2 separate regions of the Homo sapiens genome follow, and region 2 is linked to region 1. A link is a contact called in ENCODE Hi-C or POLR2A ChIA-PET data. All regions are on one chromosome and are shown on one strand. The core of a region is the stretch at or near the end of the contact, and the rest is flanking DNA. Distances in the headings are between cores, read along the strand shown.

Region 1 (6,575 bases), core at 1,027-3,526:
TTTACTAAAAATACAAAAATTAGCTGGGTGTGGTGGCACATGCCTGTAGTCCCATCTACTCAGGAGGCTGAGGATCGCTTGAACCCAGGAGGCAGAGGTTGCAGTGAGCCAGGATCACGCAACTACATTCCAGTCTGGGCAACAGGGAAAGACTCTGTCTCAAAAAAAAAAAAAAAGTGCATACCAGGCTAAGTGCAGTGGTTCATGCTTGTAATCCCAGCACTTTGGGAGGCCAAGGCAGGCGGATCACTGGAGGTTAGGAGTTCGAGACCAGCCTGGCCAACATGGTGAAACCCTGTCTCACTAAAAATACAAAAACTAGCCGGGCATGGTGGTGCACGCCTGTAATTCCAGCTACTCGGGAGGCTGGGACAGGAGAATCGCTTGAACCTGGGAGGCGGAGGTTGCAGTGAGCTGGGGTCACTCAACTGCACTCCAGCCTGGGTGACAGAGAGAGACTCCGTCTCAAAAAAAAAAAAAGTGCATAACAGTTTCCAGGCATTGTATTGATTTTTCCTAGTGAGAGGAAAATGGGAGTTGGGTTGGGATCGACACTTGGAAAACCACCTGATTAAGCTAAGGCTAATTCAACTGGCACCCTGTGCAGCAGCTGAATTGCAGATTCAGTGGGGATGTCACAGGGGTCACCAAGCACACCCTTTCCAAGTGTTTGATGTTTGGGACTATCTACAATATACTACAACCACTGAAATGTGTACTTAAAACATTTTTTAGAGGTAACAATGCTTTTGGTTGCTATTTTGGAGGAAAGAGGAAGTTCCAGTGTCTCGTTTTTGGCCCTGCCCACCATGGTGGCATTTACTCCAGGCCTTAACAAGCCAATAGGTGATGATGCCTGATTCTGAGGAGATCCATCTATCTATCTACATCTGGACAGAAAAGACCCTCGGGGTGGGCTTGCTATTGGTGGACTCGATCCCCACTCCATCTCTGGATCCACATAGACCTCACTCCAAAGGGCAGACCATGGTGATGTCGAGGTTCCTAGGATCCCAATAATTCGCATTACTTAGATTTGATCCAGTATCCAGTAGACCAAAGGTTTTGGTATGTTCTTTCTCCCAGGGCACATTTCTCTTTGGGGAAATGTGAGGAAGAAGCCTTCCAGGTTGCCTTGGTGATTATGTGGGTCTCAAGGCTACCTAGACCATGTTACTTATGGTCTCCGGTCTCTAGACGAGAGACTCTGGATCAATGAAGTGACCCAGCGTACAGAATTAGATACCAGTTCTTGACTTCCTTATGTCTTGATTTTCATTAGACCTGGACTTATTTTATTCTTTTTTTTTTTTTTTTTTTTTTGAGACAGAGTCTCACTCTGTCACTCAGGTTGGAGTGCAGTGGCACGATCTCAGCTCACTGCAACCTCTGCCTCCCAAGTTCAAGCGATTCTTCTGCCTCAGCCTCCTGAGTAACTGGGACTACAGGCTCCTGCCACCACGCCCGGCTACTTTTTGTATTTTTAGTAGAGACAGGGCTTTACCATGTTGGCCAGGCTGGTCTCGAACTCCTGACCTCAGGTGATCCGCCCGCCTCGGCCACCCAAAGTGCTGGGATTACAGGTGTGAGCCACCGAGCCCCGTCTATTTTATTCTATTTTTATTTTATGGTTGCATACAAAAGGATGGAGCACCTGTCACTATAATTCCTGGGAACCCTCTAATTAACCACAACTAAAGATCTCTGGGCCTTGCACCAACCATGTTGTGAACCTAATAAGCACACCTGCCTTGTTGCCTATTATGATTACCCGGCCTCCTTGGCTTCTGGCAGGTAACTGTGGCCACGTGGACCAAGCCAACGCCGGCTCCTCTCATTCCCATTGAGATCAGCAAGGCAACTCCAGCCTGTACCACCAATATCCCCAGGCCAGGAGAACAGCCAGTGAAAGCCCATTTGAAAGACTGCCATATTCCTCACCAATCCGTTTCTCAAGGCCAAGGTGAGTGGAGAGCCTTCCAGCCCTCACGGGAGCCACATGGAGGCGGGAGGAGCTGGTAAGGGGGAAACCCACTGCAGTTCCAGTGCGGCATTCCTGTCTCCTGAAGTCTTTGAATTCTTTCTCTGTCTTATGCCAAAGTGTCTCTGGCTTTGCCATGTCATTTTGCACAGAGCAGCATTCAGAACATTAGCCAAAGCAGCAAACTGCTAAAGCAGCTGCCCACACCCCCTGAAAGAATGCACCTAAATCAATAACTTCATTCCAGGTGAGAAATAAACGCCACCCTCTATGCCTGGGGACCTTAAGTCCCTTCTCATGATGACTATACATATCTTTTGTTTGCTTTGTTTTTGTTTTTATTTACAGTATGACTATACATATTGGTGCAGCCATGCTCTTCCTTCAAGAAGCAATTCTTCATTCTCCTTCCATAATAATGCATTTCACTCCCAGGCCTGGTTGAGTTTCAATTCTGGTTACCAGCCAGGTAAAAATGTGTAGTAGCAGGGCATGAGAGCGTGGTTATTTTCCCTCAAAGGGCGAGGACTCTTCCTAAGGGAGGAGAGGCACAGTGGAGTGTTGTAGAGTGGTAGGACCGGGGGAGTCTCGGAATATTTCTGGATATTTTTATTCCAGTTCCATCTTGTCGGGCTTTCTTTCTTTCTCAACCATTGCCCTCACTTTTGGTTAAAAGTACTGTAGGCCAGGCATGGTGGCCCATGCCTGTAATCCCAGCACTTTGGGAGGCCGAGGCGGTTGGATCATGAGGCCAGGAGTTCGAGACCAGCCTGACCAAGATGGTGAAACCCCGTCTCTACTAAAAATACAAAAATTAGCCAGGCCTGGTGGCGGGCACCTGTAATCCCAACTACTCGGGAGGCTGAGACAGGAGAATCACGTGAACCCAGGCAGCAGAGGTTGCAGTGAGCTGAGATTGCGCCACTGCACTCCAGCCTGGGTGACAGAGCGAGACTCCGTCTCAGAAAAAAAAAAAAAAAAGAAAAAAGTACTGTAGACTGTGAATTCAACTGTGTTAATATACAAGCTGCAGGTTCAGTCTCGGATGGGTTCAGTTTTCAGCCTACTTATAACCAGTTACAGAGTTTTTAAAAACTTAGTTGTAGAAAGACTTGAATATCCCCTTTTTTTTTTCTTTTTCTTTCCCTTTTTTTTTTTTGGATACACAGTTTCACTCTGTTGCCCAGGCTAAAGTGCAGTGGCGCAATCTCAGGCAACCTCTGCCTCCCAGGTTCAAGTGATTGTCCAGCCTCAGCCTCCCGAGTAGCTGGGATTACAGGCACCTGCCACCACACCTGGCTAAATTTTGTATTTTTAGTAGAGACGGGGTTTCACCATGTTGGCCAGGCTGGTCTCAAACTCCTGACCTCAAGTGATCCACCTACATTGGCCTCCCAAAGTGCTGGGATTATAGACGTGAGCCACCTTGCCCAGCCAATATTCCCTTTTTTGAGGCAAGCATTTTTAGATTTGGGTTACTATCATTTTTAATTTGGCCAGTGCTCACAGAAGCCACCACTGTATTTCATATTGCATGTCTCGTCCCCTTTTAATTGGCCTCTAGATGATGATAAGGGAAAAAGGCAAGGCATATGTATAATATGCTACTAATTTTATTGAGAAGTAATTCACATATTATAGAATACATTTTTTAAGTACACAATTCAGTGCTTGTAGTATATGCACAAGGTTGTACAACCATCACCATTATCCAGTTCCAGAACATTCTTATCACTCCAAAAAAAAAAAAAATCCTGTTCTCATTAGCTGTCACTTCCCATTTTTTCTTCCTCCAGCAATCTGTTTTCTGTCTCTATGAATTTGCCTCTTCTAGGCATTTCACATAGATGAAATCATACAATGCATTGACTTTTGGGTCCAGCTTCTTTCGCTTAGCATGGTGCTTTCAAGGCTTAGTGTGTTGTGGCATGTATCAGTATTTCATCTTTTTGGCTGAGTAGTATTCTATTGTATACATTTTTAACACAGTTTGTTAACCAGTGGATAGACATTTGGATTGTTTCCACTTTGGGCTATTATGAATAACATAAACGCTGGAGTACAAGTTTTTGTGTGAATTTGTGTTTTCCTTTCTCCTGGGTATACACCTGGGGGAGAAGTGCTGGCTGATACGGCAAGCGGCTGCACTGTTTTACATTCCTTCCAGCAGTCTACGGAGGTTTCAATTTCTCCATTTCCTTGCCAGTGTAGCTATCTTTGATTATAGCCATGTGAGTGAGTATGAAGTAGAGTATGTTGCCTTTTATGTAAACACAAGAAAGAAAAATATATCTGTGTGTAATTGCTTAGATATACACAGAGTGGCTCTGGAAGCTTACATGGGAAACTGGCAACACTGGTTGCCTCTAGGGAGAGGAACTGGGTAGCTGGTGGCTGATGTAGAGGGGAGATTTTATGCCACCCACCCTTCTCTAAGATATTAAGTTTAGAGCATGTGCAAGTATTACCTATACAAATAATTAAATTAATATGAACTTTAAATTTGGCCGGACACGGCAGCTCACACCTGTAATCCCAGCATTTTGGGAGGCTAAGGTGGGTGGATCACCTGGGGTCAGGAGTTCAAGACCAGCCTGGCCAACATGGCAAAACCCTGTCTCTACTAAAAATACAAAAATTAGCTGGGCATGGTGGCATGCACCTGTAATCCCAGCTACTTGGGAGGCTGAGGCAAGAGAATTGCTTGAACCTAGGAGGTGGAGGTTGCAGTGAGGGGAGATCATGCCACTGCACTCCAGCCTGGGCAACAGAATGAGACTCTGTCTCCACAACAACAACAACAAAAAATTAAGTTAAATGTATTATAGCAGGGATTGGCTAACTATAGCCTGTGTACCAAATCTGGCCTGCCACCTGTTTCTGTATGGCCCGTGAGTTAAGAATAGTTTTTACATTTTTAAATAGTTAAACAATCAAAAAAAGAATATTTTGTAGCACATGAAGTGATATGAAATTCAAGTTGTAATATCCATAAATAAGCTTTTATGGGGACACAGCCATGCTAATTTGTTTACTTTTTTCCATGGGTGCTTTTGTGCTGCACTGGCGAAAGTGAGGAATTGTGCCAGGGGCTGGATGTAGCATTCTCATTGCCTTAAACTGCCACTTGGCACAATGAGAATTGCAGTTACACAGTTAAAAAACAACAGGATTTTGAGTGCTACATATATTGCCACACTCTAACTTTAAAAAAATTATGAGTACATATCTTTCATGTTAAAAAAAGAAAGAAGATAAAAGTAGACTTTGAATGTCTGTTTCTAAGGCATAATGGGGTGTGAATTATTTTCTGTCACATCACATGACAAAACATTGTATCTTGTGCGATGACGTGCTAGCTCTTCTAGAAGAGGATGAAATGCATCAACATTGCAGAGATCATGGCAGAATTTCTTCACAGAAATTAAAAATGACAAAGAATCCATAACTAAAGTAAATTATCAAGTAGTTCGTTTGTTAACCAAGAAAGAAATCTGTTTATAAATGGTAAGTTAATTACATGATGTTTGATTACAATGGCTGAATAAATGTACCCAGAAAAAGCAAACTTGTTTAAGAATATTAGCCTTGCATTGAGGATAGTTGGTTGAAGAGTTTGGGACATTGGGAGTAGCATCAATAGTCCACTAAAAAACAGGGAGTTTTTTTGTTTGTTTGTTTTGTTTTGTTTTTTGAGATGTAATCTCGCTCTGTTACCCAGGCTGGAGTGCAGCAGCGTGATCTTGGCTCACTGCAATCTTTGCCTCCTGGGTTCAAGCGATTCTCCTGTCTTAGCCTCCTGAGTAGCTGCGACTACAGGTGCACACCACCACACCTGGCTAATTTTTGCGAGGTTTTTTTTTGTTTTTTTGTTTTGTTTTGTTTTGTTTTGTTTTGGGGTTTTTTTTGAGATGGAATCTTTCTCTGTTGCCCAGGCTGGAGTGCAGTGGCGCAATCTTGGCTCACTGCAACCTCTGCCTCCTGGGTTCAAGCGATTCTTCTGCCTCACCCTCCCGAGTATCTGGGACTACAGGCACGCACCGCCACACCCAGCTAATTTTTGTATTTTTAGTAGAGAAGGGGTTTCACTATATTGGTCCTGCTGGTCTCAAACTCCTGACCTCAGGTGATCCACCTGCCTCAGCCTCCCAAAGTGCTGTGATTACAGGTGTGAGCCACCGTGCCTGGCCAACAGGCAGTTTTTAAAAATCTTGAGAAGTCAATGCCCAATTTTAAGTGACTGGAGGAGTAGCTTTTATACATGTAACAGCTATAGGGGAGAATTTTTTTTTTTTTTTTTTTTTTGAGATGGAGTCTTGCTCTTTTGCCCAGGCTGGACTGCAGTGGTGCTATCTCAGCTCACTGCAAGCTCTGCCTCCCGGGTTCACGCCATTCTCCTGCCTCAGCCTCCCAAGTAGCTGGGACTACAGGTGCCCGCCACCATGCCCAGCTAATTTTTTTTTTTTTGTATTTTTAGTAGAGATGGGGTTTCACCGTGTTAGCCAGGATGGTCTCAATCTCCTGACCTCATGATCCACCTGCCTCGGCCTCCCAAAGTGCTGGGATTACAGGCGTGAGCCAGCGCGCCCGGCCA
Region 2 (5,145 bases), core at 164-2,663, 37 kb after region 1:
CACGGCAGCGAAGCAGGTCCTGAAACAAAATTGAGGTCAATGGATCTCACCAAAGCCAACCGAAACAGTAATAATTGCCAATCTAAAGCAAAGGTCTGGAGTAGTTTGGAAAGAGGGCTCAGAGTCCTCTGGTGGGGAGGGGTTTTGCACACCTGATCGCTCGGCACATAGTCAGCCTGCTTGATCACGTCGATCTTGTCCAGGAAGCTGGGAGAAAAAGAAAGACACGTGGGGTGTTCACAGCGCTCACATCAATTTGCCAACTATTTGTGTCTCTCTACAAGGTCAGGCTCAACGGAAGTGACCGTCCCACAGTTATGCAGCACTAAGTCAATGGCACATTTGCTTGTGTGTTGGTTACATTTGTAACTCAAAGCTGATGCCTTAAGAAGGTTAGGGCAAACAGGATTTAAGATAAATAATTTTAGGAATCAGGGAACTCTAGATGCGTCTAGCAGCTAGCCTGTGGCCTCGACGCAGTGGGGCCACACAAACAGCACAGCACGGTGGTGGGGCTTTGTTCTTCGTGTTTATTTTTATTTTTTCTATTTTTCTTTTTTATTCTTTACTTAGCTTCTTTATTCCTGTTGCTCTCTGGCAATATTCTTGATTTTTAGAAGGTTTTATGCATATCAACCAGTAGAGAAAGGACCCCAAAACCAGGCTGGCCTATCACATTCTGTGCCATTTGGTAATGCCTGACAAAAACATTTTAATTTTCAAATTGCTTGATTAAAATGGCAAACAGTTTGAAAATTGTATACCTCTATATCATTCAGTTAAAAAACAATAAAGTGACATTCTTAAAAACATCAAGGACTTTCCCCTCAAGGGCACACGAGATTGTTTTAGTTACTGAGAATCTGTATCCCTTCCTTTTTACTTTTTAAGAATCTCATTGATTAAAGAGAACAAAAGAGGTTGGCACAAAGGGGCCCTTCTCGCCCTAGCCATCCTGAACAGGAAACAAACACAAAGTTCTCTTCCGTTCTGTTTGGTCCATGAAATAGAACACTCCAGATATTACGCTTTTCATTAAAAAAAGCATCTTGTTTGTGTTGCTTGACTAGACACACAGGAAAATTTACTTTTGAAAGATTGGGGTAATTAATATGGAAAATTAATGTTAAAACCAGTTATTTTTTGGAGGGAGGGGCATGTAGAGATTGGAATTGTTTTAAAGCGGGCTAACGAGAAAAGAAAATCATAAAGAGAGAAAAGTTTATTTAAAGAAACTGCCTAAGTTTTCTGTTCCCCTCTTCCTTTTTACTAGTTCAGAGTTAGTCTGGCTTAGAGGATATACTAACTTGCCCAATCAATCTTACATTACAGCACCAGTCCAGAAATAGCTCCCCAGCCGCCCTGGCCTCCAGCATGTTACCATGGCAACAGAACCACAGTTCTATAAATAGATCATCAGCACCAAATCTTGTGAGAGAGACATCTGGAGTGGAGCCAGCCAAACCCCAGCTCAACAAATAAAAATAGACAGCTTAAGAAATGGGCACACTACCAGTATCTGAACTTTAACATAAAGGCAGTTCAACCAGAAACGTGCCGGCCACGGCAGATGCAGGGCTGTTTGAGCCACGGGTGAGGGAGGACATTTTAAAAGTTTTAAGCTGCGTTGTTCTCTTTTTCTCTGAGTTTCCTTAAAACTTTTCATGATCTATACAAATGGTGCGTTTTCAGACAAAGTTTCAGGAGTAATTAAGTGTTGCTTAAAAAAACCCCAAAAACTTCTAAATGATTTGAGAGAGAAAACGAAACCCGACAAAATTCAACAATCTGGCTAAGCTACTGTTAATTAACGAAACTGGGTCTCCCTGCCCCCCCAGCATTCAAAACTGGGGTGGTTAAACTCTCTTAATCTTGTACCTGTACTTAACTTCTGACTTGGATCCAAAATACAAAATGCAAACAATTCCAGGATTTCCATTTGTTTTGCGTTACTATAATTAGCGCTTCCAGCTTTTGGTTCGAACTTTTGAGAAAATCAGGGACTTTGTTGAAGAAGGAGTGGGGGCTGGGGGCCATAGGGACCAGCCAAGATGGACTGTTTTTTTCTGTTCCTTGAAAAAATATACACATTTGCTTGTATATTAAACCGTGGAATATCTATGTATGTGGCAATTGAAAATAAAGGAATTTCCTATGGGAAGGCAGGGCTGGGGTTGATAGATTGCGCAGACCCTAACAGAGGCTTATATGATTTATAGATGAACAGTATTACCTCTTCCTCCCTCCTGTTTATTCAGGTGGTTTTCACAATCAGTTCCTTGGGCTTGAGGCTACTAAGTAAAGCAATCTTAGCCCTTGGTGAGTCAGCCTGGCACCTTGGTTCTGATTAGCTAATACTTCCTATAGCAAAATCAGTTCCGAGTTTCAGCTACTTGTAATAAGGATGGCTAAAACATCAAACCTCTACTAGACTCCCCTGCCCCAAGTCACAGGACACTCCTACTTCAGAATATCATTAACTGAGACTGCTTTGTGCATTTCTGCAGCATCAACAAACAGAAGATATCTTTACATTTTTGGCTGGGCACGGTGGCTCATGCCTGTAATCCCAGCACTTTGGGAGGCCGAGGCAGGTGGATCACAAGGTCAGGAGTTCGAGACCAGCCTGGCCAATATGGTGAAACCCCATCTCTACTAAAAATACAAAAATTAGCTGGTTGTGGCGGCAGGCACCTGTAGTCCCAGCTACTCGGGAGGCTGAGGCAGGAGAATCACTTGAACCCAGGAGGCAGAGGTTGCAGTGAGCCAAGGTCGCACCACTGCACTCCAGCCTGGGTGACAGAGTGAGACTCCGTTTCAAAAAAATAATAATAATGTTTACATATTTTTTAAATAACCCTGACCACCACATGCTTGCTATATCATGTGCAAGATGAGGGAAGCCATAAACTATTTCAAAGGCAACTTTCTAGCTATCGGGTACGATGTCCTCTGGGAGAGACCATGGTGGGTGACAGGGACAGAGGGCGATCCCTGAGGCAATGGTAAGTCAGGTGTTAGGCAGCAAGGGAAGCAGCCTGGGCATCAGGTAGAGTTGTGCAATAAAGTCTGTGTTTTAAGTTCCCCCTTCTTCATTTGCCAACACACCAACCAGGTGAGCCCACCTTTATGAGTGACTTTGGAGAAAGATGCTTTTCCCATTGCTACTGCAGGCCTTAACCTGTCCTCCTCGCAGGTAGTAATTTGTTTTATTTGAAAATAACCCCACCACGGTATTGTACTGCTTAGGTGTACAGTTTAGGATTTAAAATCCATTGACCACTTACCATCCTTGAATCAAGACCCGGTGAGAAGGAATAAATAAGGATATGAAATAGAGTTCAAAAGTCAAGACAACACAAAAACAAACTCTACCTAGAGTCACTAGGATCTAGTAACACTAGGCAGCTACTAGAGTCGCTTACCTGAGAGCAGAAATAGATCAATCAACAACTACCAAGGAGAGAGGAGGCGTAGCTATGTCTTCACCATTCCTCTTTGTTATGTTTTAAAATTACAGCAATAAAATATAGTATTTTTACATTATTCAAAATGTGAGCACAGCCCTATTTCCCTAAATGCTTAGGGTCAATTCAATTAATTACTTCCTACTAATTAGGAATACTATGAAACTCATCATCATTTTGCTCTAACAGGCTTTAAATGTTTATGTAAAATAATGTCGCTGCACTAAAAGAAAAAAAATGCAATTAAGGACTTTATAAATAAACAATTGAATCAGATTAGAACTTTCTGCCAGTGGGGTAACTGGTTGGCTTCTAAGAAAGGAATCATCAACAAGTAACTTTCAAAGCAGGATCACAGGTTTTCATGTTTTCTTGTTTTTGTCTGTTTTATGTGCTGATGGGTTGGGTGGCGGTTACTTACTACTGGGCACAGTCAATCAGCTGGTACTCGTTGGAGCGTTCGTAGCAGGCACGCACTCCTTCATCCTCCCACAGAGCCTTGGCATGCTCATAGAATTCCTGAAAGTGAACACAAGAAAGTTTAGAGAAAGGCAAGAGCTTGAACTAATCAACAACACTGTCATTCAAACCCTGAGACCAGAGTTCCCTATGTGACCGACACTTGGTGTGATTTTGAATTTTGAGCCCAATTAATGAATTAATGCTCACAAAGAACTTTAATTCAACACGTTAAACATATTCAAAAGTTCACGCAATTAGCTGCTGGGTCTTATTGTGAATTACTGGTTTTGGGTAGTTTCTTTTCTCGTGTGTAGGGGGAATGGGGTAAGCTACTGAGTAATTTAGTTTCTTCACAGAATTGTTTAGGAAGAATATACACTAAATGTGTTAGAATATGCCAATAAATGGTTCAATGTTGTGAAAATAAGAAACTTCATTTGTAAGATGTGCTGGGACTAAATTTTCCTCCTGGGAAAATGTGAATCTTACCAAAAAAAATGATGATGGGGGACTTGTAGGTAGGAACATAAAAGTTCAGATGTTAGTAGGACTAATAAAAAGTTATTGTTCTGATACATTTTTAATAGGCTGCTGTTTCCTTTTCCTATTAAATATAGAATCATATTTCAAGAAAGTCAGTGGGTTATATTATACATATTGTGTTTATTGCTTTTTTTTCAAAATAATGCTATTTAAAAAGTTTAGCTATCCATACTAACTATATACCACTAAATTTCTCCAATTTAAGTTTGCAGCCAAGTCCATCTAAAATATACAAACACAAATTCCCACGAAAGCCTGACAAAAGGCAACAATAACTCATTGTTTTAGCTGTAGACAAGTCTCTTCCCTGTGGGTCTTACAAACGCATACATCTTTCCATCTCGTTTCCCGTTCCCCGCTTATAAGCCATTCTCCCCACGAAGGGGCCTAAACTTATATGCTTGGGCTTGAACAGTTTTTTGTTCCCTAAAAGTAGTTCTTTAGGGAGCCAACAGTGTCGTGCATCCAGAGGAAAGTCTTTTCCATATGTTCTATTTTATGATTTTTGAGTTATGATTTAGATATATTTCATTTTTTTTAATAATGAGAAAAGATTTCATTTGCCCCAAGGACTTTAGAAAACTCTTAATAAAAAGGTCACCTGTTTAAAATGAGAATGTCTTCCATTTGGCACTTCACTGAGGCATCCCAAGGTACCTTAGGGCACTTCCAG

Evidence for each region. Hi-C counts contacts between places; a loop is a spot of excess contacts on that map. ChIA-PET counts read pairs that join two places held with the same protein, here RNA polymerase II (POLR2A). Pooled maps may share reads with other maps.
Region 2: a loop to region 1 is called in a map of Calu3, with 2.1 times the contacts of the local background. The contact joins two enhancer-like sites. A Hi-C loop is called at or near these places in 1 of 168 maps with a recorded cell type or tissue (Calu3) and 2 of 50 pooled maps. POLR2A ChIA-PET finds 5 or more read pairs at or near these places in 8 of 52 experiments (BJ, GM10248, H1 and 5 more).

What each region holds. Positions count from the first base shown.
Region 1 is chr20:58,940,377-58,946,951 of GRCh38, reverse strand. It overlaps LOC107985382 (a long non-coding RNA gene), which reads left to right. Exons shown (of 4, transcript XR_001754727.2): 4 at 1,795-2,006. Among named protein-coding and RNA genes, the nearest start is that of NELFCD, 38 kb to the left of the region's middle. Within about 2 kb of position 2,276, at least 2 of the 41 ENCODE cell types and tissues checked have a DNase peak (open chromatin) inside an H3K27ac peak, as active enhancers do.
Region 2 is chr20:58,904,224-58,909,368 of GRCh38, reverse strand. GNAS (GNAS complex locus) reads right to left here. Exons shown (of 13, transcript NM_000516.7): 6 at 3,889-3,986; 7 at 153-207; 8 at 1-19. Among named protein-coding and RNA genes, the nearest start is that of GNAS, 15 kb to the right of the region's middle. RefSeq lists an enhancer at 1,247-1,726. Within about 2 kb of position 1,413, at least 36 of the 41 ENCODE cell types and tissues checked have a DNase peak (open chromatin) inside an H3K27ac peak, as active enhancers do.